Regions from separate parts of the Homo sapiens genome. Here regions 2 and 3 are each linked to region 1. The links are chromatin loops, found by intact Hi-C in ENCODE. Cell type or tissue: ascending aorta. All regions are shown on one strand.

What was found. A loop is a pair of places that touch in the nucleus more often than their neighbours do. Peaks named below come from ENCODE experiments on the same cell type or tissue, not always from the same donor. Only the 100,000 strongest peaks of a DNase experiment are listed, where the experiment ranks them.
Region 2: a loop joins it to region 1, with 4 times the contacts of the local background. A loop is called at or near these places in 20 of 110 quality-filtered maps.
Region 3: it touches region 1 in a loop (6-fold over the local background); 90 of 110 quality-filtered maps call a loop at or near these places.

The regions. Positions count from the first base shown.
Region 1 is chr10:15,430,644-15,438,643 of GRCh38, forward strand. No RefSeq gene overlaps it. Among named protein-coding and RNA genes, the nearest start is that of FAM171A1, 63 kb to the left of the region's middle. RefSeq lists an enhancer at 3,467-3,761. In ascending aorta, a CTCF peak has its summit at 3,612 (motif pointing right); DNase peaks (open chromatin) are centred at 4,128 and 4,382; H3K4me3 peaks cover 1,290 bases; H3K27ac peaks cover 5,514 bases.
Region 2 is chr10:15,582,430-15,590,429 of GRCh38, forward strand. ITGA8 (integrin subunit alpha 8) reads right to left here. Exons shown (of 30, transcript NM_003638.3): 23 at 4,155-4,235. Among named protein-coding and RNA genes, the nearest start is that of ITGA8, 130 kb to the right of the region's middle. RefSeq lists a silencer at 2,912-2,961. In ascending aorta, a CTCF peak has its summit at 3,008 (motif pointing right); a DNase peak (open chromatin) is centred at 3,032.
Region 3 is chr10:15,712,471-15,720,470 of GRCh38, forward strand. It overlaps ITGA8 (integrin subunit alpha 8), which reads right to left and starts at 7,452. Exons shown (of 30, transcript NM_003638.3): 1 at 7,093-7,452; 2 at 6,296-6,429. The coding sequence starts at 7,301. RefSeq lists a silencer at 1,966-2,166. In ascending aorta, CTCF peaks have their summits at 3,546 (motif pointing left), 7,589 (motif pointing left) and 7,791; DNase peaks (open chromatin) are centred at 3,518, 6,487 and 7,551; H3K4me3 peaks cover 8,000 bases; H3K27ac peaks cover 7,625 bases.

The DNA.
Region 1 (8,000 bases):
ATAAGTAATAAATAAATAAGACTTAGAAGTGGAATGGCAGCATTACGCATTCACATATTCTACTTCAAAATGCCAAATAGCTCTTTGAAGTAGTGGCAACAACCTCTACTCCTACTCCTACCTGTGGTGTTTGAGAGCTCCAGGTGTTCATCATCCTCCCCAAACCCCTGCTTTTAAACACTTTGATATTGAAAATTTTGAATATATACAAAAATAGGGAGATTAATGAACCTTTAAGGTCCTGTCATTCGATTTTAATAGTTACTAATTCACAGCCAGTCTTGAATCATATATACCGATCACACTCCTGCAGGTTATTTGAAGCAAATTTCAGTTCCAGGATAACACTCTGAAAGATAAGAACTCTTCATTTTTTATTTTTATTTTTTGAGACAAGGTTTCACTCTGTCACCCAGGCTGCTGTGCAGTGGTGTGATCACACCTCACTGCAACCTCAACCTCTCAGGCTCCAGCGATCCTCCCACTTCAGCCTCCTGAGTAGTTGGGGCTATAGGCACGTGCCACCATACCCAGCTAATTTTTAAAATTTTTGTAGAGATAGGGTCTCACTACGTTGCTCAGGTTGGTCTGAAACTCCTGAGCTCAAATGATCCTCCCTCACCCTCCCAAAAGTGGTGGGATTATAGGCATGAGCTACTGCACCCAGCGAGGACTCCTTATTTTAAACATAACCAAAACACCATGATTACACTGAAAAAATAATCATCAATCTTTCCTTGTTGAAATAAAATAACCAGCCACGGTTCAAATTTCACAACTGTCTCATAACATTTTATGGTTGGCTTGACTCACATCCAAAATAAGATCCATAAATCACAATTGTTGATATGTTTCTTCAATATATTTCAATTGGTGGGTTCCCTCCCCATCTCTCTTTTTTTTTGGTTGGTATTTATTTATTGAAAAATAAAAACAGGATTGTTTGTTCTATAGAGCGGAGGTCCCAAACCCCAGGCCACAGACTGGTACTAGTCCATGGCCTGTTAAGAACTGGGCTGGCACAGCAGGAGGTGAGTGGCGGGGGAGTGAGCAAAGCCTCCTCTGTATTTACAGCTGCTCCCCATTGCTCACATTACTGCCTGAACTCTGCCTCCTGTCAGATCAGTGTGGCATTAGATCTAATAGGAGCGGGAACCCTGTTGTCAACTGTGTGTGTGATGCATCTACGTTGCGTGCTCCTTATGAGAATCTAATGCTTGATGATCTGTCACTGTCTCCCGTCACCCCAAAATGGGACCATCTAGTTGTAGGAAAACAAGCTCAGGGCTCCCATTGATTCTACATTATGGTGAGTTTTATAATTATTTCACCATCACCTGAGGTCAGGAGTTCAAGACCAGCCTGGCCAATATAGTGAAACCCCATCTCTACTAAAAATACAAAAATTAGCCTGGCGTTCTGGTGCGGGCCTGTAATCCCAGCTACTCGGGAGGCTGAGGCAGGAGAATTGCTTGAACCAGAAGGCGGAGGTTGCAGTGAACCGAGATGACACCACTGCCCTCCAGCCTGGGCGACAGAGCGAGACTCCGTCTCAAAAAAAGAAAAAAAAAATTATTATACATTACAGTGTAATAATAGAAATAAAGGGCACAATAAATGTAATGCACTTGACTCGTCCCAAAACCATTCCTCCCAGCCCCGCTCCAACCGCCCACCGGTCTGTGGAAAAATTATCTTCCATGAAACTGGTCTCTGGTGCCAAAAAGGTTGGGGACCGCTGCTGCAGAGGTTCTCACAGCATGGATCTTAGTGAGTACATGGTGTGGAACATGCTCCTCTCTCTCTGTGTGTTCTGAAAACTGGTGTCAGAGTTCGATCAGATTTATGTTCAGTTTTTTTTTGATCCCATAGTTTGCAAAGTGCTCTTGTACCTCCTTTCAGAACGTGTTTCCAGGCAAGGAATTTGGAATTCCCTGCAAGGACAAAGGTCATGTTTTCAAACAATGAGAGGCAACATTCCCAGTTATACATATACATGTTCTAGGTAATTTTTCACTTCTTTCTTTTCCTACATTTGATGACAATCTTGGGAAGTGGGGGGAGTTGTCAGATTGAAACATTTACAGCATCAAAATAATAATTTCTAAGCCAAAGCCAACTTCCCGTGCACTCTGGATCCTGCTCCTTCTCCAATGGTAATCTAATTTTACCTTTGATTCCATCCAGTATATACGGGATTGGAGTCCAGGAAACTGAAAAATTATCTTTTGTATTATCTTTTATCGTTCTCTTTAATTAATAAAAAATAAACCAGACATCCTTCCAAGTTTCCAGGCTATTTGGCTGGGTTAAGAGAAGGCAGAATAAATACAGTGAAAGCTAGTTGCTCAAAAAAACAAGAAACAAAACTCAAACCCAGAAAGAAGTTATATAGTATTTTCTCACTCCATTCTTGGTTAAAATTCAGTCTCAGCGAACAATTTGTTACAAAAAAAATTGAAGTCTGTAATATTGTTGAAGTTTATCTCATTTTTTTCTTTAAATTTATCTATCTCCCTTTTTTCTTTAAATTTCTCCCTTAAATTCTGGATTGAGAATTGACAATTGATTTGAGAAATGGAAGAAACATAAAGGAGAAAAGGGAGCCTTCTGGTTTAATGTGACGTAAAGTTCATAAAGCTGGAATGAAACTGTGCTTTTCATGCTTGGTTTAGGTGCCTAAGACATTTCAAATGATGGCTACAAATATACATAGAATAGGGGGAAATTTCTCTATTCTTTCCTAAGCCTTGGGTTGGTTTCTGGGGAATATTAACACACACAGACTACAGACTCCCTTTACAAAGCTGGGCATTTTCACACATGCAAATACAGTTTTGGGGGCTGGTGAGCATTATTTGAGTGGTTGCTTGGTATCGTTTTTTAAAAAAATAATCATTTTCAATTATCTTTATTTATCTGTTTTAATTTTTTAGAGACAGGGCCTTCCTCTGTCTCCCAGGCCAGAGTCCAGTGGTGCAATCATAGTTCACCACAGCCTCCAACTCCTGGACTCAAGTGATCCTCCTGCCTCAGCCTCCCGAGTAGCTGGGAATACAGGCATGCACCAAGCCAGGCTCTTCTTGTTTAAATTCAGTTCAGTGAAATATTTTTAAAAAACAGAATCTAAATATTTAATAGCAAATAATGGGATAACATTTATTAAAATTGTTTTTAACTTTGAGACCAATAAGCATATACACAAACATATAAAGAAAGTATTTTGCAGGATGGATGGCAATATTAACTTTCTTTATGACTCATTGTTGAGCTTTCCAAAGTTATGTTAGCTAAATTATTGAAGGGTTTCATTGATAGAAATTATGAAACCATCCTTGAATACAGACAGTTCACTAGCAGGCAAGCAATCTATATTTCACACAGCTGGAAGATGTGAGGAGATAAGGAGTAAAGGCTGTGGTGTGTTTATCACCGCTGATCAGCACACAGACTTCAGATATAAGAATGTGTTAAAACAATTTTTCCCCCAGGTTTTTCAATTATATGCTTTAAGACTGACATTATCAGCGGGATCACCTTTTAGAATGGAGATGAGCAACTTAACACATACAATACTATTAATAATTCTTCAGTTTTGTCCGTCAGCCACCAGAGGGCAGTATTTTCTCTCTTTCTCTTTCTCCCTCTCCCTCCCCCGTCTTTCTTTCTCTCCGTCTCTCTTCTTTTTCTCTCCATTTCCTTCCTTCCCCCCCTTCTCTTTCTCTCTCTCTCTCTCTCTTCTCTCTCTCCATTTCCCTCCTTTCTTCCCTCCCTCTCTGCGTCTCTTTCTCTTCTTTCTCTTCCTCCATTTCCCTTTCTATCGCGCACGCTTTCTCTCTCTACCTATTTCTCCCTCTTTCCCTGTCTCTCTCCCCCATCCTTCTCTCCTCCATACATCGCTTTCACTCCTCATCTCTCTCTCTCTCTCTGTCTCTCTCTCTCTCACACACACACACACACACACACACACACACACACACACACTGCATACTTCATGGAGATAACTTATCCCATGGGGGACTGACCTAGTTCTGCCTGCTCCCAGCGCCCCTCCCTCACTTTCTTGCACCATGTGCTCTGGTCCGGGCTGTCCTCAGAGCATTCACTCTGGTCTCCTGGATTCTAATCTTCCAGGGTGCTGCCAGGAGTGGTATTTTGACCACATATCTTTCCTGTTTAAGATCCTTCAAGGACAGCGTCTCTCTGGGATTCAGGGACATTTGGACACGTCTCTGTCTTAGCCACTTACCCCATGGAACTGTCATGATTGATTTATGTGCCCATCTTCCACACTGGCATAGGAACTCCTCTAGGATGGAGACCTGGCAGCAGATATTGTTTTTGGTAGCCTCAATTCCTAGCAGGATGCCAGACACATAGCACGCTGTGGCCTCAGTGATTAACCAGTCATAGCTGAGGAACTCTATATACTGACACTGTTGCATTTTGTCAAATATGTATGCGTTGACTCGCCCTCTCTGCCAGCCTCCGATTCACACCAGAGGAAGCTAAGGAGGGGTTTGAATCCTTGCATCAACCGGGGCTTCCCCTTGTTATATCCATTTAAAGAGGGCTCGAGGGTTAACCATTGCTTTAAACATACATTTATAGATTTTAAAAATTAGGCCAAATGTGGTGGTTCACACCTGTGATGCCAGCACCTTGGGAGGCCAAGGTGAGAGGATCACTTGATGCCAGGAGTTTGAGACCAGCCTGAGCAAAATAGTGAGACCCCCATCTCTAATAAAAACTTAAAAATTAGCTGAGCATGGTGGTGCATACCTGTAGTCCCAGCTACTCAGGAGGCTGAAGTGGGAGGATCACTTGAGCTCAGGAGATCAAGGCTGCAGTGAGCTAAGATCTTGCCACTGCATCCCAGCCTGAGCAACAGAGCAAGACTTTGTCTTTAAAAAAAAGAATAAAAAATAAAAATATATAATTAATAAAATATAAACATAAATAAAAATGGACCACCTTAGCAGAGATTAGTTGACAGCTGAGAGCAGGAAGGAGATCTGGGCTAGAGACTGGGAAGGTTGGGGTGTGCCTGGGAGAGGCTGGGGCTGGGGGCAGGAGGACAAAGTATCCCAAACAAGGTTTCCAGCGAAATCTTTAACGTTCACCAACAAGGCAGTGCTGGACTTGGTTTCACCACTAGCAGCCTCTCCTTCTCCATTTTTGTAACATGTGCTCTGTTTTACTTTGAGCAAGAAAATTAAGATATATGGTTTGGCTTTAAAAGGCATAGTTCTGGGGCTGGGCATGGTGGCTCACACCTGTAATCCCAGCACTTTGGGAGGCCAAGGCGGGTGGATCACGAGGTCAGAAGTTCGAGACCAGCCTGACCAACACGGTGAAACTCCATCTCTACAAAAATACAAAAATTAGCGGGGCATGATGGCACCCAGCTACTCAGGAGGCTGAGGCGGGAGAATCGCTTGAACCTGGGAGGTGGAGGTTGCAGTGAGCAGAGATCATGCCATTGCACTCCAACCTGGGCGGCCAAGCGAGACTCCGTCTCAAACACACACACACACACACACACACACACACAAAAAAAAAAAAAAAAAAAAAAAAAAAAAAACAAAACCAAAAGGCATAGTTCTTTTTTACCTGGCAACACACGCACATGGTAAACAGAAGTCCAAACAGTACAAAGGGGGTAGAATAAAAGTTGTTTTAAAAATGGCAAGCGAGGCTGGGTGCAGTGGCACGCCTATAATCCCAGCACTTTGGGAGGCCGAGGTAGGTGGATCACCTGAGGTCAGGAGTTCGAGACCAGTCTGGCCAACATGGCGAAACCTTGTCTCTACTAAAAATACAAAAATTATCTCGGCGTTGTGGCACACACGTGTACGCACAGCTGCTTGGGAGGATCACTTAAACCCAGGGGGTGGAGGTTGCAGTGAGCCGAGATCTCACCACTGCACTCCAGCCTGGGCAACAGAGTAAGACTCCATCTCAAATTAAAAAATAAAAAGGGCAGGCAAAATATCTCTTGCTTTAATTTGTCTATTTCATCTTGCTTAGTTTTTCTTTTTCTTTATTTTAAATGCCTTCCCAAAGCTTGAAACAATTTTGTTTCCAAAAGATTGGTCTACAGCCATAAGAGTTTCTAAAACATTACTGATGAGCGTTTTAAGGATGTCTTATCTAAAATGTGGTTATGCAGTCATTTGTATTTATACATCTCCTTCTCAAGTCTGGGTAAACAAAACTCATCAGAGCACTTACCAAAGTCAGTGGAGAGCAGCTGGTATAGGGTGCGCGTCAGGAATGAGTAAGGCAGGTGAATCAGATGTCTACCATTCGCACCAATTGCTGCAAAATCAAAGACAGATCAAAGCCCTCAGAATGGTTGGTCCGAGCTTGCAAACTTTTCCTTTTCACATCTTGCTGGCAAGTGCTATTCAGGGTGAAAAAGATCTGGGAGAGAACAAAAATGATTATTCTGTTTTGTCTAGATGTGGAAATTCTGCCCTAGACTCCTTTGAGTTTAGAAGAAAAGGTGAAAGTTATTGCTAGATCTAAATAAGTCCCAGTTGGGAAAGATCTCAAGACAAAAAATTTTCATGGCATGTTGATACTTCAAAGATGTAATGTGAGGAGGCTTTTATATTTTGGATTTGAATGAGTATGGTCTCTTCATATTTACTCCATTTTAAGGATATACATTCTTAAAGGGTGTTGACAATGTAAACATTTCTTAATGTGGTCTCAATTGCATTATTTAAAAAGCTGTTGAAATGGAAAAAGGAGTCCAGACTGGAGACACGTCGAAGATCTAGAGAAAAATCCAGTGTTCAAAGGCGTGTGATAAAATGAATGGGAAGGAAATATTTGGAGACAAAAACCAAAGAACCTAACGGAGAAGAGGATTTTTATGGCCATCTGAAGCTCCTACAGCATGTTAATCTGAACAGTTATGGTCCAAGATGAAAGTGTTTAGTACACTGTTCAGTAAATATTATTGTTGGTGATGAAAAGTTTATTATGGAGAAAAAGGGAATTTTGTGGATGAAGACAAAGAAAATTGTGAGGCAACATGTCCAGAGATCTTGAAGGGCTGCGAAAAATTTTTGAAATGTAGATAAAGAGTAAACTATTTTCTCCAAGTATACAATAAGAATTTGGAGTGATATAAAATAATTTATATTATATAATTTATATAATTATATGTAATATATAATTTATATAATTATATGTAATATATAATTATAATTATATAATGACAAACAATTTAGTTAACTTTTGCCTAAAACATTCCAAACAGAAATAACAATTTATACTAATTAAAAATTTACTGACATAAACTGTTCAGTGATTCACATAAACCTGGTAAAGATATGTGTTATTAATAATTATTCAGGCTGGATATGGTTGCTCACGCCTGTAATCCCAGCACTTTGGGAGGCCGAGGCAGGAGGATCAGGAGGTCAAGAGATCGAGACCATCTTGGCCAACATGGTAAAACCCCGTCTCTACTAAAAATGCAAAAATTGGCTGGGCGTGGTGGTGCGTGCCTGTCATCCCAGCTACTCGGGAGGCTGAGGCAGGAGAATCACTTGACCTCAGGAAGCAGAGGTTGCAGTGAGCCGAGATGATGCCACTGCACTCCAGCCTGGAAACAGAGTGAGACTCCATCCAAAAAAAGAAAAATAATAATAATAATAATTATTATCATTCAGACTTGGGCTGAGGTGGGAGGATCACTTGAGCCCAGGAGTTTGAGACCTGCCTGGGCAACACAGAGACCCCTGTCTCTACAACATAAAAATAATAAAGTCATCTGGACATGGTGGTGTGCACCTGTAGTTCTAGCTACCATGGAGGCTGAGGCAGGAGGATCACCTGAGCCCAGGAGTTTGAGGCTGCAGTTAGCTATGATTCTGACTGCACTGAAGCCTGGGTGATAGAACAAAACCCTGTCTCTAAAATAATATTAATGACAATTATTATTATTCAGACTTGGTACTGAATATTTACCATGTCTTCTGAAT
Region 2 (8,000 bases), 150 kb after region 1:
AATCAACTGGATTTCATCAAACTTTTGCTTCTTGAACATCACTATTAAGGAAATATAAAACCAAACTATAGACTGGGAGAAAATAATCGCGGGACACATATTTGGTAAATGGCTTTGTATACAGAATTTATAAAGAACTTCTACAACTCGATAATAAGGAGACAGAAAACCCAGTAATAAATGGGTAGAAGATTTGAAGGGATACTTCACCAAAAATGAGATATTGATGGCAAATAAGCACTGAAAAGATGCCCAATGTAACTGGTCATTAAGCAAATGAAAACTAAAAACTCAGTGGAACACTATAGGCTTACTAGAATGACTAAATACAAACCAACATAAAGCACATGCTGGCAAAAATGGTGCATGACTGCAACTCTCATGCATGGTTGGTGGGAATGAAGAATGGAAACAGTATAGCCTTTCTGGAAAACAGTTGCACAGTTTCTTATAAACATACACATATCATACAACTCGGTAATTCCATTTGTGAAAACAAATGTTCCAACAAAGACCTGCACATGAATACTTATAGCAGCTTTATTCTTCATAGCTCAAACTGGAGACAATTCAAATGTTCACCAATGAGTGAATGGATGAACAATTCACTGGACATCCATCCATACAATGGAATACTTCTCAGCAGTAAAAAGAAACCATCATAGCAAAGACTTGGAACCAACTGAAATGCCCATCCAGATAGACTGGATAAAGAAAATGTGGCACATATACAATGTGGAATACTATGCAGCCATAAAAAAGGATGAGTTCATGTCTTTTGCAGGGACATGGATGAAACTGGAAACCATCATTCTCAGCAAACTAACACAGGAACAGAAAACCAAACACCACATGTTCTCACTCATAAGTGGGAGTTGAACAATGAGAGCACGTGGACAACAGGGAGGGGAACATCACACAGCGGGGCCTACTGGGGGATGGGGGGCTAGGGAAGGGATAGCATTAGGAGAAATACCTAATGTAGATGATGGGTTGATGAGTGCAGCAAACCATCATGGCACTTGTATACCTATGTAACAAACCTGCACGTTCTGCACAGGTACCCCAGAACTTAAAGTATAATAATAAAAAAGTATATATATAAAAAGAAACTGTCTACTGATACATTCAAGAACACAGATGTTTCTCAAGTGCGTTAGGTTAGGTGGAAGAAGCCAGCACCATTCCCAATGACTTGCATAACATTATAGATCATTCCGGAAAAAGGCAAAACTATAGTGACAGAAAATAGGCCAAGCTTGCCAGGGTCTCGGGGTGGGGAAGGGTTGGCTATAAAGTAGTCCAAAATAACTATGTGGAGTGATGGTACTGTTCTATATTGTATGTTCTTTTGATGTCATAACTTCTTCAACTGGACACCTAAAAAGGATGAATTTTACTTTATGTAATTTACATTCCAATAAATCTGACTTTTCAAAAACCCCACAAACTCCATAAACTGTTGAAAGATATTGGTAATCTTTGTAACTGATAAAGGATTAGTGACTAAACTCTAGAATAGAAAAGAATTTCTATACACTAATGAAAAAAAGTCAACTCTTTTAGTAGCACTATGTGTAAAAAAGGCTGGGTGTGATGGCTCATGCCTGTAATCCCAGCACTTTGGGAGACCAAGGCAGGTGGATCACCTGAGGTACAGAGTTCGAGACCAGCCTGGCCAACATGGTGAAACCCCTTCTCTATTAAAAATACAAAAATTAGCTGGGCATGGTAGCAGGTGCCTGTAATCTCAGCCACTTGGGAGGCTGAGGTAGGAGAATCACTCGAACCCTGGAGGGAGAGGTTGCAGTGAGCTGAGATCATGCCACTGCACTCCAGCCTGGGTGATGCAGCGAGACTGTCAAGAAAAAGAAAAGAAAAGAAAAGAAAAGAAATATGTGCAAAAAATTGAACAAGAATTTCTCTGCACAGGAAGAATAAAGAGTCAACAAAGATTAAAAAGCTGCTGAATCTCATTTAGGAATCAGGGGACCGCAAGTTAAACCTTCAGTAAGGTACCATTTCTTGTCCACCAGACTGGCTCAAAAACCAGATCATGTTGAGAGTTAGCTGATAGTGTGGGATAACAGAAACTTCACCCACTTCTCACAGGAGTGTAATTTGGCATAAGTATTTTGAAAAAGAGTTTGATATTATGTAGTAAAGTTAAATAGAGCATACTCTCTGATCCTGAATTTCCACTTCTAAGTATATCCTCTGCTGACATTCTTCCCCCTGTGTACTGGAAGATATGTACAAAAAACAATTGCAAAAAGGAAAATAATAAAAGCCCTGCATTTTCATCCAGAGTAGAATAGATAAATAAATTATGGTATATTTTGGCCGAGCATGGTGGCTAAGGCCTGTAATAATCCTAGCACTTTGGGAGGCTGAGGTAGGCAGATTCACCTGAGGTCAGGAGTTTGAGACCAGCCTGGCCAACATGGTGAAACCCTGTCTCTACTAAAAATACAAAAATTAGCCGGGCGTGGTGCATGCCTGTAATCCCAGCTACTGAGGAGGCTGAGGCCCGAGAATCACTTGAACCCAGGAGGTGGAGGTTGCAGTGAGCCGAGATCAGCCTGGGTGACAGAGTGAGACCCAGTCTCAAAGTAAAATAAGATAAACGATGGTATAGTTTTACAGTGTAACACTCAGGCAGTTGACATGAGTGAATTACAGGCACGTGCACTAAAATGAATCTCAAAAACATTGGTTTGAATGGAAAAAAATTAGAAACATACATAAAATACGATTTTATGTAGATAAGTTTCAAAAAACTATATCCCAGGCAGGATAGCATGATCATTTCTGAGCATGAGCTCTGGAGACAGTTGCCTATATTTACATTCTGGCATTTTCTAGTTTAACCTTCAACTCCTTGTGCCGCAATTCCCTCACCTGTACAAGGAGGATACTAGTTCATTTATAAGATGGGCTAACTTGGAGTAGCACCCAGAAGGGAACAGTGTATGTTAGACATTGCTATTATTCTCTAATCCGCTAGGGGGCGCCCCAGCGGCACCAGGACAGCAGGGCAGGACCCATGGCAGCACTGGCTCTGCCTGCTGAAATACCAGCTGTCATCATCGAAGCTTGTAAACCACCGTGGAAAAGGAAGGAAACCAGCATTCTGGAACCCCAGTGACAACTTGGTCCAAAATACCAGTTGACATTTTTAGCCAAATCCATGATTGTTCTGAAAAACCAGAATCATCAGAAAAAAATCAATGAAGTCCAATTTCATGCAAGATAAGAACTACACACAACCCATTTCTGATTTCTTTTTCCCCCAGGCATGGATTTTGCAGCTGGTAGTCATTTCCTTGACCCTTTTCCCCCGTCTCTCAGTTGATTGCTTATTGGCACCTTCCTTAAAGAATAGGACCAAAGAAAAAAGATGTAAAATATAGATCCAATCGACCCTTGCATCTGAGAGTTAGTCATTTATTAAACTCCAGATGTGGTGTGGTAAGGCTAAAAAGTCATTACGCTAAAATAATTATTGGAGAATTGAGATTTTTTTTCAGGGAATCACATGGTTGTCTATTTTATCTGGCTTCTTATCAGCTGGTTTTTATAGTTTGATTACTGCACTGTCAATTTGGGGAATAAAGTGATTTTTTTTTTTTTTTTTTTTTTTTTTGAGATGGAGTTTCACTCTTGTCACCCAGGCTGGAGTGCAATGGCACGATCTTGGCTCACTGCAACCTCTGCCTCCCGGGTTCAAGTGATTCTCCTGCCTCAGCCTCCTGAGTAGCTGGGATTACAGGTACCCACAACCACGCCTGGCTAATTTTTGTATTTTTAGGAGAGACAGGGTTTCACGATGTTGGCTAGGCTGGTCTCAAACTCCTGACCTCAGGTGATCTGCTCACTTTGGCCTCCCAAAGTGCTGGGAGTATAGGCATGAGCCACCGCGCCTGGCATAAAGTGATTTCTTGTTTTGATATTCTTGGAGTTAATTGTTATTTAGGGTTTACTCTGCTTTCCAATGGAAGGCTAATAACGATCAGTAGAAAAGAGTGAAAATTAATATCCAAAATGAACTGTGATCTCTAATGCATCAGGAAAATTCCACATCATTTTCACTAGTATTTTATCTTAACTCTACATACAGAAGGATATTGTACTATGCATTGCTTACTACTTACCCTCTTATTTCCACCTGCGCTACAGCAGTGATGTTGATTTGCAGGCTCACAAAATTGCTGTCTGGATTGTCCTTGTTGGAACTAAAACACAAGGACATGTGATTTAAATCTATCTGCTCAGGAGTATTATTACAATATATGATCATAAAAAACATTCTACATATCACAGGAGAACACACGTTACTAACCTGATCATTCAGGATACAAGTGTATTCATTCTCCAAAATCGTAACCATTTGTACAGAGAAATGCTAAGATCTTTTATGATCAATAGTAATGTAACAACTGTCTATGAAGAGACACTTTATCTGGAAATACAATAGATATCTAAAGAAACTAACACTTTTTTTTTTTTTTTGAGACGGAGTCTCCCTCTGTTGCGAGGCTGGAGTACAGTAGCCCAATATCAGCTCACTGCAACCTCTGCCTCCCCAATTCAAGTGATTCTCCTGCCTCAGCCTCCCAAGTAGCTGAGACTACAGGCGTGTGCCACCACACCCAGCTAATTTTTGTGTTTTTAGTAAAGACGGGGTTTCACCATGTTGGCCAGGATGGTCTCTATCTCTTGACCTCATGATCTGCCCACCTCAGCCTCCCAAAGTGCTGGGATTACAGGCGTGAGCCACCCCGCCCAGCCAAAACTAACACTTTTTTAAATGGCTAAACCAAAAATGTATTGAACTGAGCTCATTTTGCAGCTTCTACCTTTGACAAATTCCTTAACATCTCTGCGCATATCATGTTCATTGCCCATTAAATAGGAAGTAACAACACAGCCAACTCCTGATTTTCCTTGCTAATAAAGAGAAGAACTGGCATGAATAATGCAGAGAAATACATAATCGAAACAGCATTTGTGTTTGGCTCTGGGATGCATCATACCATGCACTGGCTTGGCAGCAATTTCATCTTCCTAACGGTTTATTTCTTCAGTTAGTATTAAAATAAGCATATATTCACTGCATACTCACCAGCTAACTAGGACAAGGAGTTGGAGGGTATTTTAAAAGACCAGTTTAAATAACACACTTTTCATTACCCACAATACCCTGAATATAGACCCAAGGAAGTTGGCCAGTTCATAAACAGGCAATTAGGAGATGACATGGATATTTACAAAATGCATTAAGAGTGTCTAGATAGAAGGTGTGTGTTTAACAACATTTCTTTGAACAGTGGCAAAATTATTTTTTAAGTTTGCTGGGGTTTTTTCTCTCCAGCAAATATAATTAGATATGAAACAACTTTTAAAAATGCATGGGTTTCAAAATGTGTGTGCTATAAGGAAAATAAAACGTACTTCACAAAGAGGCTCAACCAGTAACTGAGTTTTGGAGGTAGCTTCCATCTGAATTTTATAATCCTATTATGCTTTTACTGAAGTCACTAAAAACTTAGGCAGCTTTTAGCAAACCGAGACACAGCCACATCACCACTAACAGGTCATGTTTATATTCAGGTGTCATTAGGAAGAGAAGGCCTCCTCTTTTTTCATCATCAAACCTCACTCTGATTCGATGGACAAGCTCTAGCACCAAGATGATGGTAATGCGGTAGGTTGTGACTAGCTTTTGAAGCTTTCCAAATGCGAGAGCTGGAAAGGATATGATAAAATTCTGCTTTCAAAGCAGGAGGCGGCAGAATTGTTCCCATGATGCTTTTGAAAAGTCCTGGCCGATTGTATATAATGATAAGACAACTTAAACTGCAACCACACATAAAAGATATAAACAGGCAAATGTCAGGCTCATTTCCTGGAATGGAGCATCGCCACTAAACCCATGACCGAGCTTAAGGGACTTGTTCACCAGAGGCTGAACCCCAGTTTCCAGGCCATTTTATTAAGATCACATCTGGGATCAGTCAACTAAACAAATGTGTGTGTGTGTTTTTAAGGCAGTGTTCTGAATTCTAACCATTAAGAAGTAATTAAGTAATTTTACTTATTGTAGACTTTATGGTTCCAAATATATTATGGGTAATTCTTCAGTTTGGAAATTTAAATATATTTGTGCCACAGATTAACCAGACTTTTTTCTATTTCTAGTTCACTACTGCTTGGCAGCCGTGGAAATTAGAATTACGAAAAAACAAAGTTTCATTTAAGTTATTGCATAATTCTATTGTATTTTCTTCCCAAGTGGTTTCAATAACACAGTTTTCATTACCCACAATACTCTGAGTATGTAAATAGACATTGAACATTGAAATCATCCTTGAAAACAATCTAACATGAGGCTTTTAGAGGCTGTTTTGAAATGCAGCAGGAACAGCAGCAAACTCTGAGTCCAGACCTTCTGGTCGGCTAATCAAAATCATCTTTTGTCACACAGACTTGCCATGACACTTGCTACTGCATACTAGCGGTGTCAGCAATATCTCTTGTAAGAAAGGAACCAGGCTTGAGAAATAACTTGGATGCTTCCTTGACCTCTTTCCTGAAAGGAAAGCTCCCTCACTAATACCGCTGCTACATCCAAACAAGCCATCCATCACCGCCATGGAAGCTGAACTATTTAAACTGTTGGTGCTGGTTCTACACAAGGAATGATGAATTTCCTCTCTACAACTGCACCCTATGTTATATACTATGGATAGACATGTTTTTCACTTTATTACTCCAATGCTATTTTCTTTTTCCTTACTATTTCCTATTTCCTGCATTCTAACATTCCCTCTATGCTTTCTGTGGTCTTTGGAATGTCAGCAAAGATAACACAGTATTCATCTCACCATTACTAAGGAAGAAACTCTGAGGACAGTCACCAAGACCTGTTTGTATGTGGCAATTGCAATCTGAGACCCGTTGTACACAGGGAGGAAAATGTTTATGTCGTGTAGAGTGAGGGCATGGAGAGACCGCTTAATGCAAATATTTGGTAACAGGAAATATTTTAAGTTTATTAACATATAAAGCCCATTTCTCTCTTGACTTCTATTTGTGGAAAAGGGATTCATTAAATGCAGGTCATGGCAGTCAATATATGCCTGTAAGAGTTTAGACTTCAGAACATTTGGTTTAATTTATTTTTGGCTTAAACACATTTAAACCAAATGCAAAACCATCCATTTAGATCCTTATTTACAGCTTTGGAGTCAGCCAGCAAAGCATGCAGATAAATGCTCACCTCTCAAATACCCTAGTAATTGAGTTTTTACAGTGTTTTACTCAAACGCTGTATTTTTTTTTTTTTTTTGAGATGGGGTCTCACTCTATCACCCTGACTGGAGTGCAGTGGCGCAATCTTGACTCGCTGCAACCTCTGCCTGCCAGGTTCAAGTGATTCCCCTGCCTCAGCCTCCAGAGAAGCTGGGACTACAGGCGTGCACCACCACACCCAGCTAATTTTTGTACTTTTAGTAGAGAAAAGGTTTCACCATGTTGGCTAGGCTGGTCTCGAACTCCTGACCTCAAGTGATCCACCCACCTCGGACTCCCAAAATGCTGGGATTACAGGCGTGAGCCACTGTGCCCAGCCTCAAACACTGTATTCTTGCTTTTATATGTATAATACATGTTTTGGGAATTTAATGCTGTATGTATATTCCAGTTCTTTCTGCATTTCTGCATCTTTATATTTTTTAAGGGTAATGTTAAAATAGTCCTGAGTAGAAATGGAATGTAATCAGTCATGACCCTTTGTTTTAGATGAAGGGGAATGTTAAAAACGTGGCCACTTCTACTTTACAGCAAATTCGGCACTTCATTACTGAATTCATTATTTCAATGATGATCTACAGGATGGACTCGGGGAAGCCATCTAGAACACTACCTTGTGTCTTTTGCTTCTTAGATGAACTAGTAATTGCATCCATTCTCTTTTGTAACTTCAACCAAGAGCGAGG
Region 3 (8,000 bases), 280 kb after region 1:
GGCACCTGTAATCCCAGCTACTTGGGAGGCTGAGGCAGGAGAATCATTTTAACCCGGGAGATGGAGGTTGCAGTTAGCTGAGATTGTGCCACTGCATTCCAGCCTGGGTGACAGAACCAGACTCCATTTCAAAAAAATAAAAATAAAATAAAAAATAAAAAAGTCCATGTTCATGTACTGTCATGGTATCCATCAGGGCACCCCTGAGCTGAGCTTTTTCGTAAAGTTGGCAACTCTCTCCATCAATGCAATTCCCAGATACAAGACTCGTTATACACTAAGAAGGAAAGTTCGAATGTGCACATCTCAACCTGTCAGCTTAAATGTAAAAGTGTGTTTTTCCTTTCAGAATAATTTCAAGACTATTTCAAGATAATTTCAAGCCATTTCTCCCAGCATGCTGCAGAGCCTACACGGAATATTCCTGCCAAGAACCTTGAAGCCTGTTCCCTCACACAGACTTCCAGCTTCTTGAAAGAATTTTGCAGATTAAGCAATAGGTGCCTAATGCTCATACTGCTCAACTAGCCATACAGCAGATCTGTTTCCCATTTCTAGTTGGAGTTTCAAGGACTTCCTTTTTCTAATTGCTTCCTCAGTTGCTATGGGCTGTAGGGACCGCTGCCTCCTCCCTTCTCATACCAAGGTTCAGTTGTGTTCTGTTGCATGAAGTCTGAACAAACAGAGAGAAATTTAGGGATGATGGTTGCCTCTGTCATGCCAACATATCCAGTCATAGTAGCCATCATGAATTGCTTCTAGAATAATAAGTAAGACATCCAGCTAAACCACCTTTGATGACTCAGTTGGATCAGGACTTAGCAGAGGAAGATTTCTGCAAATATTGTGGTGTGTGCTTGTGTGCACACACTGCTTCTTTTTTTCTGAGTAGCAAAACTTACTCTCATTGTTAAGTCTTGAAAAGAGGAGGTTATCTTTGGGCTTCCGTCTTCCCCCACCTTTGTAATCTTCCAAGTGAACGTATTAGAGCACAGATTTCTCCTGTCCCTAAGTCCTATCACATTTATGTTATTTCCTCTGTCATTTACTTGGGTAGCTCTAACCTACATTTTTCTTTTCTTTGTTCCTGAACAAAAACTGATTTCTTTCCGGGGAAACTAGAAAGGCAAGACTTATGCAGCCAATATGTTTCCCAACCCTCACATGAGAAAAAGGGCACACCGAACACTATAAAAAAACAACCCTAAGCCAGTTGCAGAACCAGATGCTTTAAGCTGCTTCTCATTGTGGGATCACTCAACACAAAATAAAACAGACCCCCCAAAACAAAGGCTTCCGGTCTCCCGCAATTCCAACAAAAACCTTGTCATCCAGAACTTTGAAATATCCTAATCCAATTGTCTTCCATTTTAAGTTTTCTTTTCTTTTCTTTTTCTTTTTCCTTTTATTTTTATTTTTATTTTTATTTTTTAACACAGAGATACTAAGTTGAGGCCAGGCAAATTCTAGTGGTCTTTCTCAGATGACTTCCAAATCTCAATGGCACCTCCTACCTCTTCCTGTCAACTTCTTATGTGGGCTCCTAACTGTGACTGGTTCCCAGCTGTATTGCTTCTCTGTCATTATTAGTGCTTTGATGATTATCATAATTAATTAGCACACATCACCTTTTTCCTCAAACATTTTACTTGAGCATTTAAAACAATCAAATACTTGTATGCTATACTTTGGAACTATGTTGCAATTTGCTCTTCATTATTCCAAAGATGACAGTCCATTTCATTGTCTCATTCGTTCTCCCTTTTAGCAGAAGGGTTACAGCCTAACATTCTTTAACCCATGCATTGGTTTAGAAAATGTAGGAAAAAGAAGAAAGGGAACCTTGAAGTAGACACAGAAGCGAGAGGCATGAATTAGGCAGATGTGATATTTTAAACTCTTTAAGACATAGGGCATAGTTTAAAGAGTTCCTGAGACAAAAGTGAAAGAAACCAATTTGGTGATAGGAGGAATTTTCTTCTATTGAAGTAAAGAGGGAAAGACAGAAGGGAGATCAGAGAAGTGCTTTTTTGGAACCCCTTGATTCTGTACAGAGCAGGAAAATTATCTACTCTTTGCATCTCCCCCACCAGCATATGCTTCTAGTATTCATGCATTTGAAGTGCTGGGCCTAGTGCAAGCTTCCTCTATTTTTGTATTCATCATGAGAAATGTTAAAGAAAATCAAGTTATATGATAAGGTAAAAATAAAATAAATAATGATTATTTCATGAAAAAAAACCTGAAAGGCAGTTTTTAGAAAATGGCAATTGACCTTAAATAAATGGAGGAACAGGATCTCAACTGGACTCTGGGACTCAGTTATAGGGCTGTCTCCTTCAAAGTCTAAGCTGAGAGAATTTAGTTGGTTACCAGAGCAGAATACCCAATTGTAGACACCCCAGGGACCTGAACAAGTTGAAACAACTTCATTGAAAGGTCAAATTTACTTAGGATGTCTTGAATTCAGATGTCGTAGTAAAAGTAGGGTAAAAGACCAGGAAAGTCACTGATGTCTTGACAGATGAATATTTGCAATATACATTTTTATGCCTGACACATCACACTCCATTATGCGGATGTCAATTTGGGGCCACTACTTAGTTAAGCAGAGAACTTTTCTTCCTTTTTTTCGGGGGAGAACAGTACGTTACTGGCACTGAGCAGAGAGTAACTCAGGAGGCAGCTTATCAGAGACCATGAAGGGGCATTCTGTGGGAGTCTGAGCAAACCAGGGGCATATGCGACCCATCATTCCCACCAAGACAAACCCTGCTTCTACAATGCTTCCACCAAAACTGTTTATCCTTTCCAACCCCTCTCTGGAGAATAATTTAAAATGGAATTGTAAAGCCACTGCTGGAGTAGGGGAATGGAGGAGAGGGAGGGAAGGCAAATATAGCCTTCCAAAGCTCCTTGGGGGCTTAGTCATAATCCTGAACTTGCAGTCTATCAGGGTCAATCCTCTCCCCATTTCTGGAAGGAAGGTGAGGGGAACAAGCAGGCTGCGAACTGGGCAGACCTCTATTCCAGTCCTGCCTCTACCACCTACCACTGTACGGTCTTGGGTATACCTTTGATGTCAGTTTCCTTATTTACAGAATGAGTTTTACATAGTTGTTTTGATTTGTTTTATGTAGTAGAAACAATGTGTGTACCGTGTCTGGTACATAGTAGCGATCTGTAAATGGGATGCCTCTGGCAACACTGACTTCAGGACCCAGAGCCAGTGATGTCTGTTTCCACCTTTCATCTTTCGTTTTAACATTCTACTTTGTCCACGAAGTGGATGTTCAGAATGGAAATAGCTACACTGGCATCTGCTGTGCCTTCTTCACTTGCACAGCATTGCATCAAGTAGCTGCCACTGCCAGTTCCACTATCTGAGGGTATAAGGACAAAGCAATTGGCACAGATGAGGTATAGAGGGTGAGCAACCACTTGGTAGCAAACACCTGAGCTGTGACCCTGTGGATTCCTTCCCCACACCCATTTTCAGGCCATTCCCACTGGCAATCAAGGTTTCTGGGCCCATAGTACCCCCTGATGGCCGACATGGGGAACTTTCTTTTCCCAACAATTCCTTTCTCCTCCCCAGTGGGACCTCCCTGTCTTTCACAGGTCACAGCCTTGTTCATTCTGTCATGGACCATTCATTTCTCACAAACTTGTGTAGCCTTTCCTGCCTTGCTTTTTAAATTTCCTGTTCAATTATTTCAGGAACATTGATTTTTCTTCCCCTTTCTTTCTCTCACTTTGTTCCATTTGTGAATTCTGAAATTATTATGATTGTAGTTGATAAGTATAATAGTAGGATTAGTGCATTCATCTATTTATCAAGTAAACCACTATATATTTGGAAGTAAAATAAGACATAGTGTGGAATGAGCAGCATCAATCTCTAAAGCCCTTTGAGATATCTAGACATTTTCCTAACCTACACAAAAGAGGACATTGTCTTCTCCAAGTAACACTGACATTTTCTGGACATTATTTTTCTGTTTAATTGCCAACTTGTTCTAGTTTGTCCCCTACTGTTTTACTGCAAATATAATTCAGCTACAATAAGGGTTAAATGCATTCCTGTGGGCTATTCTGGAAACCAAAGCACATCTTTCAGCATTAGTTCTGTATGGGAGAGTGAATTCAAGGCTTCAAGCAATTGCTTTAGAATGAACTTGGAAAATATAACCTATTGTATTTTTTTTTTTTTTTTTGAGATGGAGTTTCACTCTTGTTGCCCAGGCTGGAGTGCAATGGTGCAATCTTGGCTAACTGCAACCTCTCCCTCCTGGGTTCAAGCAATTCTCCTGTCTCAGCCTCCCAAGTAGCTGGGATTACACCCTTAGGCCCGGCTGATTTTGTATTTTTAGTAGAGATGGGGTTTCACCATGTTGGTCAGGCTGGTCTTGAACTCCTGACCTCAAGTGATCCACCTGCCTCGGCCTCCCAAAGTGCTGGAATTACAGGCATAAGCCACCACGCCTGGCCTACCTATTGTAATTTAATATTGAAAATTTTCAGTTAGGAGTGGTCAGTTATTTTTTGAATTCATAGTTGACATCTGGATTCTCTGGTTTTTAATCTGTTGGCCTATGACATCTATTGGGATGAGTACTTACAAAGTAAGTCAGTTGTAACTTATCAGGGCAGACATTGATTCTTCCTTTATCAAAAGAAAAAAATACTAATCAGATCCTGATTTGATGTTATGAGACTATACAAGAAGATTATTAAATTCTTTTCCACGACCATAAATTGCTTCTTGGTGAAAACACATCAACCATGTCTCAAAATATACTTTCCTTAATGTAAATTCAAATAATGTTAATGATTCATGTCTTTATTTGGCCTGCTTTAAAATACTTTTAAAAATACAAATGATTCGGATATGAATTATTAAAATGGCATTAATTTTGTGTTTAAATGTTTAATTCTTTTGGTTTACGAAGCTTATTCTTAAACTAGAGAGCAGTAGCTAGAAAGTGTCTCAAGTCTTGATAAAATAACTAATTAAAAGATTTCTGTCACAAATTAACATCAAAAGGTTTAATCTTCCTGGTTGCTAATACTCAAATTTAAAAGTAAAAGCTTATAAAAACTGGTATAAAATAACAGAATATTTAATAAAATGATAAGCTATTGTGACCATATATAGACAGGCATGATAAAAATATAATTTTCCAATGCTTTTATAAAATACTTTCCTAATTTGGTCATAATTCAAGGTAATGCTTGTATAGTCTGTTTTGCTTTGAAATATTTTCATATTTATGAAACTGAAATTGTTTTCTCCTTTAACATAAAAGATACAAATTATAGTAACAAGTAAACATCATCCAGCCAATTTCATCGAAATTCTGTGAAAATATTCCGCATAAATTCCATATACGCACTAATCAAACAATTAAAAATCAAAGAAATCAAGTATGTCATAAAATAGTTGTGTGGTACACAAGGTATTTTAAACGATTATTTATCAAGGACCATTGTTCAAGCTGACATATTCGCATTTTTCTGGAAAGAGATATTTGCTTTCTGATAATATATACCTTTTGAATTCATAAAGTTTTGGTGGTAAAAATTAAAGCATTCGGTGTTAATGTTTTTGAAAGCATCGCATTTAAATTATTTTCTCAGGCTCTAAAGAGAAAACACCAGAGGAAACGTAACCAGACTGAATTGTTTAAAATGTATTTTCCCTTTAATTAAATAAGAAACATCTGTCTAGGGATTTTGGAAATGAATGTAATCCATCCACACTCTGCCTGCACTAGTTTGCATTCAATGTCTAATACTTTGAAAGAAAATTCTTTCTTTCTGTAAAGAATTAAACAGCAACGCGGAGTGATGTCTGGGTCTGCAGCAGCTAAGTCCTGCCTCCCGAGCTTGGGCACTGGAAACGCTAAGGATCTCTCTTTTTCCAGATCTGTCCTTGAGAAGCAACCAAATTCTCTCCACAGTCAAAGTTAGGACATAGTTTTTGTATTTCTCCAAAACATCCACTCACCCTGAAAATGCTCATCTCAGAAAGGTAAAGAAACAGGAGTTGCCAGGATGCATCCGAACACTCAGGGTCAAAATAGTGTCCTTTCTCTAGGGTTCACTAAACGTCTTCCTTCAGTTAACTGAGAGTTGAAAAAACTGATTTCTCTAGAGACCCACATAGCCCACAATACGGACATATCAGACAAGCTAAACGAGCAGCACACCAAGACAGCGGGAAGTCGCCTCTGGGATGGCCCTGGTTCTTCCAAACCCAGGCCCACAGCTTAGAAGGACAAATCTCACTTACTGGTGGTGTCAAACGGTATCTGCCTGCACTGCGCAGACCCCTCCGCGGGCCAAGGACAGTAATAGACGGCTCCCCCTTCCACGATATCGGGCTGGCTGGTGTTGGCTTTGGGCGCCCCCACCAAGACACTCGCTCTGCAAAAGAGTTGGAGAAAGTCACTCTTTGGGCGCCACAAAACCGTGCGCATGCAATGCAGTCTCTGTAACCTCCTGCCCGGGGACACTGGGGCAGGCGTGGAGGGCATGAACGTATTTATGATGAGGACCGACTGTCAAACTTGATTTCCTCTTGGAAACGGGGGTCCGCAACCTGGTTTGCAAGAATGCAAACGGTCCTGCTTCTCTAGGTGGAGCTCTGTGGGTACAGTGAGATGAGAGAAGGGGGTGGGGTAGGAGGAAGCCAAGGACAGAGCCCAGCTGCTGGTAGCCGACAGCTCTTGCGCCCAGACGCAATGGTTACAGACTCTGCATAAACAGACCTCGCTGTGGTGGCGGTTTTAACTGGCTTGGGTCTTCTGGGTCCTGTTCTCTCCTTTGTAGGATGCGTGCGTCTTGGTACCTGGAACACCCAGGACTTGCGTGTTCTATGCAAGTGGCATGTCTCTAGCTCAAAATTCACAAGGCACATCTAGCATGGCAGGGGAGAGAAGGGGCTGGTGGCGGGGAGAGGGACGGGACCCCGGGCAGGCGGCAGGACGGGGATCCCAGGCTGCGGGGGGACTCCGCGGCAGAGCCGCTGGGACCTGACCCGGGAGCGCCTTCGTCCCCGCGCGCACCTCCCCGGGTCGGGCGACTTACGTGCGGGCGTCGGGTATGTGGAAGTCCACGGCGTAGCCGAAGTAGCTGCCCTTGGGGCCGCTGTACACTGTGAGCTTTTCCACGTCCAGGTTGAACGCCTGACAGGCGGGGGACCACAGCAACATCCCCAGCGCGGCCGCGGCGCAGCAGAGGGGCGCGATCAGCGGCGCCTGGCTTCCCCGGGGACCGCGGCTGGCCCCGGGCGACATCTCCCTCCGCCCCGGTGGGTGGCTGCTACCCAGGAGCGCGAGCCGAGGACCCCTGCGGGGCAAGGGGGGCTGGTGGAATCTGGCGGTCCCCAGCTGCCCGTGTCCCGGGTCGGTGCGCTCGGCGCACCCGTGGTGACAGTGCCCGGCGTCTGCTCCCACCCGCCCGCCCGCCCAGCCGGCTCGGGGGGCTGGCCCAGGGGCTCTAGCCCTCCTCCGGCCGCGGGCAGGGACCAGCTCTCTCGCGGCGCCTCCTCGCGGCTGGTCTAGAGCCAGGGACTCCCGGGCGGCCCAGCTGGTGGCTGGAGCGCTGGGTGCCTCTTCGGGCTGCCCGGATTTCTATTGCAGTCCCATCTCAAGGACAATCAGTTTCGTCTCTGTCACCTCAAGCTATTTATTGCTTTAGAAGCAATGCCCCAGGTGGAGCGAGAGCTTGCTCCAGTTGTGTCAAAGGCGCAGCTTGGATGGAGAATGTGAAAACCAACCCCACCACCAGGAGGGGCAAAGCAATTATCTCTTCATCACCTCTGCAGCCTGACCTCAGCGTTCACGGCTTTGCACGTCTGTGATGAGAGTTAAAGTTGAAATGCAACAACCCTCTCCTCCCCTAAGTCCACCCCACCTCCTGGCAGAGCTAACTCATATACAAGAAAGCCTCGAGGGTTTTTTTTTGTTTTTGTTGTTGGGTGTCTGTGTGTGTGT